2 separate regions of the Homo sapiens genome follow, and region 2 is linked to region 1. A link is a loop called in an ENCODE intact Hi-C map of the cell type or tissue named here. Cell type or tissue: PC-9. All regions are shown on one strand.

What was found. Hi-C counts contacts between places; a loop is a spot of excess contacts. Peaks named below come from ENCODE experiments on the same cell type or tissue, not always from the same donor. Only the 100,000 strongest peaks of a DNase experiment are listed, where the experiment ranks them.
Region 2: it touches region 1 in a loop (9-fold over the local background); 6 of 110 quality-filtered maps call a loop at or near these places.

The regions. Positions count from the first base shown.
Region 1 is chr5:59,126,254-59,128,753 of GRCh38, forward strand. The region is part of intron 5 of PDE4D (phosphodiesterase 4D); the gene reads right to left. Among named protein-coding and RNA genes, the nearest start is that of PDE4D-AS1, 88 kb to the left of the region's middle. RefSeq lists enhancers at 522-1,432, 1,433-2,342. In PC-9, no CTCF peak of the experiment used is centred here; a DNase peak (open chromatin) is centred at 1,528; H3K4me3 peaks cover 576 bases.
Region 2 is chr5:58,890,805-58,893,304 of GRCh38, forward strand. No RefSeq gene overlaps it. Among named protein-coding and RNA genes, the nearest start is that of PDE4D-AS1, 150 kb to the right of the region's middle. RefSeq lists an enhancer at 1-1,064. In PC-9, CTCF peaks have their summits at 1,063 and 1,269; DNase peaks (open chromatin) are centred at 717 and 1,097; H3K4me3 peaks cover 683 bases; H3K27ac peaks cover 375 bases.

The sequences.
Region 1 (2,500 bases):
TAGCCAATACGACCCAAGTTACAAATTTACTTGTATCCTTTCAGAGGATAACCCAAATTCCTGCAAGACAATTAGCCATCTTTCTTTCGATTATTACAGTAAGCAAGACGGGTTAAGAGTATATAGTAAATGTGCTTTGCTAAACTCCTTCTCCCTTTATTGACTCTATCACAAGAAGCACACTTAATATAATTTTTACAATTTTTTAAAGAACAAATAGGAAAGAGGAGAAGGTTGTACTTTAGCTACCTTTGTGTATTTGAAAGGAATGCTGTTCAGGGCTTCTTCCTTTTCAAAAAGAAACAGGTCTTTGAAAACGAAGAATCATTACTGTGCATATCTCTCGAGGGCTGCTCCTCTAGTATCAGTCCATTTGAAATAGGAGTTTCACATAATTCAATTTATTAAACCCACATTTCCTGCCAGATTTTGCTTTATGTGCCTATGTCCTTTTGTTTCCCGGCTAACATTTCCACATCTCGGAAATCATTCTTTCTAGTATAACTGAAGAATATGGATATTAAAATCAGATCAGCAAAAGATTTTTATGGACTTGGAAAGCTGCCCATTAATGCCGTAAAATAAAGCGTGTTATACAGCTGATATCATCAGTTCTACTCTATGTTGTTTTCATATTCCTGGCGGTGGGTGGAGAGTTAGAGTGGAACAATTAGGAGTGGGAAAGAGAATGAAAGGATTCGATCAATTGTGGAATTTCAAAGCGGAGACAATTTACACTAAAGAATTCAAAGACTTCGTAACCTCCAAGACATTTTCCAGTCCAGGTAACCGTTGAATTATAGCTGGAGGTGATGTTCTTGGAGCTGCCTGTGAAAGCTGAAATCACAACATGCCTGCAGTGTTCCCTTCCTAAACCAACTTTGCCATTTTCTCAGGCAGACACACAAACATGCAAGCGTCCACAGTAATGTGCGTGTGTGAGGGATGGGGGAAGAGTGATTGTTGCTTTGTAGTAGCTCCTTTGAAGTGTTTAATTCCTCCCTTGTAATCTCTTCATCAACACACATTTAAAGCATATCAGTTTTACCTCAGCAATTTGATTCTCAGAGGCTTATGTGGCTCAGGGCCTCTGTCCAGCACCTGGGTGGCACAGTTTGTTTTATGTGCATGCAGAAGTGTTAACAGAATTAATTTTTTTCCTTCTTTCTCTCTTTCTTCTTCCCCCACCTCCCCCAATTTAGGTTAATGAGCCCAGGCAGCAGTGTGTGTGAGTGAGCGGGCGTGTGCACAGGAGGGCCGTGAGCCTGCCTTTTTAAAATACAGGAAACGCATAGAAGAAAGAAGAGTTCAGCTGGAGCCACGACTTCCCTCTTTGCTTCTTTCCCTCCCCACCCCCCCACCCCCCACCTCACCCCCCACACTCCAGCACCGGCTTTTAATTTTCAAAAGCACTGCAATTGCTTGGTGTGGTTTCAAGAGCTGGGGTGCCATTCTCCCTGATGATGACTCTGCTGACGTCAATGGCATTCTTATCATGCCTAGTGCGACATCAGAAACCAGTCCTCAGAGGCTCCTCTTATTCACAGTGCCTGGGCTCTCAGCAAAATGTGGACCGGATTCTGAAACGCAAAGGACTCCCCGTTCCTAATCAGCGCTGCAATCCACCAGACAGTCTCCTTCTGCCGGCAGCTTGCCAGTTAAGACTTTGTTCCTTAGCGTTCTGTCCTGCAAGGACCCCCTGAAGGAGAAGAGAGGGCTAAGTGGATCACAGCGTGTCCTCCGTGTCTGAGCTTTCAGAGCCGTGTGTGTGTGTGTGTGTGTGTGTGTGTGTGTGTGTGTCCCTCAACCAAGGTTAGAGACTAGTCAATGCTGCTTCTGATTATTCTTCAGGTTTTACTAAAAGGCTTCAGTCTTTGATATAAGGCTATTCCCCCGACACAGTGGCTAAGACCCTCTTGTGTAAGTGCTCCTAGCTCACTCTCTGGATCAGAACCAGCGCCCAGGTCCCCACGTGAAGCCCATATTCACCCCAGATGGCAGCATGCACCTCCTCTCCTTTTTTTAATAAAGAAAAAGAAATAGGAGGTTGGGAGGAGAAGGAAAATAATCATAGCTGAATAATAATAGCAGAATAGGAAAATAGTATCACTAAGAATTAAATATTTCACTCTAAATACTCATGACTTGTTAAGAGGTCTGCTCTCAAAAGCTGAATTCACAAGGGAGTTAATACATACTAAACCCAGTATGCATTCCTACCTAGCAGTTTGGGGGCAATTATTATGGGGATGATGAACTTTCTCCATTTACAGTGGAGTGTATTATGGTCCAAATCTACCCTAAAGCATTTGGGAAATGTCTACAGTTCAAATTAAGATGTTTAGAGTCAAGGTCATTTCGCTTGATGATGGAATGATACATGTCTAGTTAGATTTCATCTGACCAATCTTTGACACAAACACATCAGAATTGTCTTGGTATCCACCAACCAAATAATGTTTGTTTCTCTTGAAGATTGCTGAGTGACCCATAGTAAGCT
Region 2 (2,500 bases), 240 kb before region 1:
CACCCCTACTTGCTATTCTGATGGAGTTCTCTGTCTCAGATGAGAAGAGGGGACTCCGACTGTGCGGTCCCCGCTTCCCTTCTCTCCCTTTGTCCTCCTCCCTCCATCAGACATCACGATACTCTTCTTTGCCTGCTTTCCTCTGCCTGTTCTTCTTATTTTATGCCCTCTGTGCTCTTAAGGGGGAAGAAAGGGGGGCTTCCAGTGATAAGCCCTCAGCTCCCTGTTCCCAAATGCATCCTAATCAAAATGGGACAGTTGTGACACCACATCCTAGGACTATTAAAATGTCCTCTTTGTTGTTTCACCCCACAGCGGACAGATTAAGGACACAGGCATCTGTTGGGAAGCATAATTGTCACTGCTCAGTTCCATTATCCCAAGGAGCAGCCTCCTCTGACGTTATCGCAAGTGACCTTGAGCTGCCCAAGAAAAATGCTGTGTCTGTTCTAACGTTCTTGGCGACCAGAATTCCCCCAGAGGAGCAATTGCGTCAAGGATGAATAAGATCAAGAGCAGCAAAAATCACATCATTCATCCGGTACAGAGGGAGGATTTCAGGCTGGATTTTATGTGGTTAGGTTGCAAGTTTTTTTGTTTTTTGAAGATGTTTTATTGCTTGGGAAGGTGAAGTGTAGCCTTAAAGTATTCTCATTCTGTGATGACACCCTGGCCCCAGGGGAGAGCTCTGGCAAATGCTCAGGGGACCCTCCCTCCTAGCCTTTGTTTTTTTAGTGATGACTGTGGATGTGGAGAATGCAGGAGGCACAATCTTCTTGGCAATGTGTTTCTGCTGTCGTCACACTGTGCACTTTAAGTACAGATTTCTATTTCACTTTTCCTCTGCACCCGCCCATCTCACTCTTGCATCTGGTGCCCCCCGCCCCTCCCCCGTGTTGCTGGCTTCTTTTCCACCCCTGTGTGTTCTTTGAGCCACTTGAATTTCACTCTGTCCTTTGACCTTTGCCGCGCCATGAGCTTGCCTTTCTCACCTCCCTGAGTTACCCTCAGCCTAAAGGCCAGACCGATGATACTGTGGCCTGAGGAAGCTCACAGATGGCACCCCCGAGGAACAATGGGATAAATGCTGCACGTGGCAGAAATCACCGCCAGATGGCACTCTACTAAATTCCCTGCACATCTCGGCTCTGATGAGAAATTACCAACTGTTTATTATATAAAAAAAAAAAAAACAGATCACTGAAAAGCATCATGAGAAGTAACTCAGCCCAGTGACCTCCAAATGTTTTTCATTTCTGATCCATATCAGTAAAACTTTTTGACCATGCACATCCACATGTACTTATTTGTAAATATAGATGTACTACTCTCAGTCTGTATTAAATATTAGCAAAACATAAAATATGTTTACATAAAAATCAAAGTTCCATATATATAGATATTCTAATACTTTCTTCCTGTACTACAAAGAATAGTTTTATACACATCCAAGGGTATATAAAATTGATCTACCTCATATTTCTCTTCTTCAAAAGGACCTTTATTTTTCAATAAAACAAGTTTTGTTTTGTTTTGTTTTTCATTTTTTTGAGATGGAGTCTTGCTCTGTTGCCCAGGCTGGAGTACACTGGTGCGATCTTGGCTCACTGCAACCTCTGCCTCCTGGGTTCAAGCAATTCTCCTGCCTCAGCCTCCCAAGTAGCTGGTACTATAGGTGTGCACCACCACACCCAGCTAATTTTTTGTATTTTTAGCAGAGACAGGGTTTTGCCATATTGGCCAGGCTGGTCTCAAACTCCTGGTCTCAAGTGATCTGCCCACCTTGGCCTCTCAAAGTGCTGGGATTACAGGCGTGGGCCACCATGCCTGGCCCAAAACAAGTATGTTTTTTAGCATGTACTGTGTACTCAGCACTGTAGAAGGGACAAAAAATGACTCAAATTGATTAAAATATTCTCAATCTACCAAGTTCACATACTATAGCTGTTGAGGCAAGACGTTATAACAGATGTCAAAGATTCAGAGTATAAAACAATATGCATTGTTCTCACTTCTAAGTGGGAGCTGAACCAATGTGAACACATAGACACAGGGAGGGTAACAACACACACTGGGGCCTATCAGAGGGGCGGGGGGCGGGGGGAGAGCATCAGAAAAAATAGCTAATGCACGCGGGGCTTAAGACCTAGGTGATGGGTTGATAGGTGCAGCAATACACCATGGCACACATTTACTTACGTAACAAACCTGCACATCCTGCACATGTACCCTGGAACTTAAAAAAAAATCTTAAAAAAATGAAAAAAATAAAAAGTAAGAGACAGGGAAAAAAATGTGTGTATCAGCCAGGAACTTAGTTGTGAACAATATAATCCACTCTTATTATTTTAAGGAAAAAGGAATTTATTAGGTGGCTTATAGAATTTCTTGCAGGACCAGTAAGCTAGGGTTAGATAATGTGCTGTAGCCGGAAGAAATAATCAACCACCCAAGGGATATTCTGGTGGAAATCACTGATGCAGTTGCCCATCACTCTGCA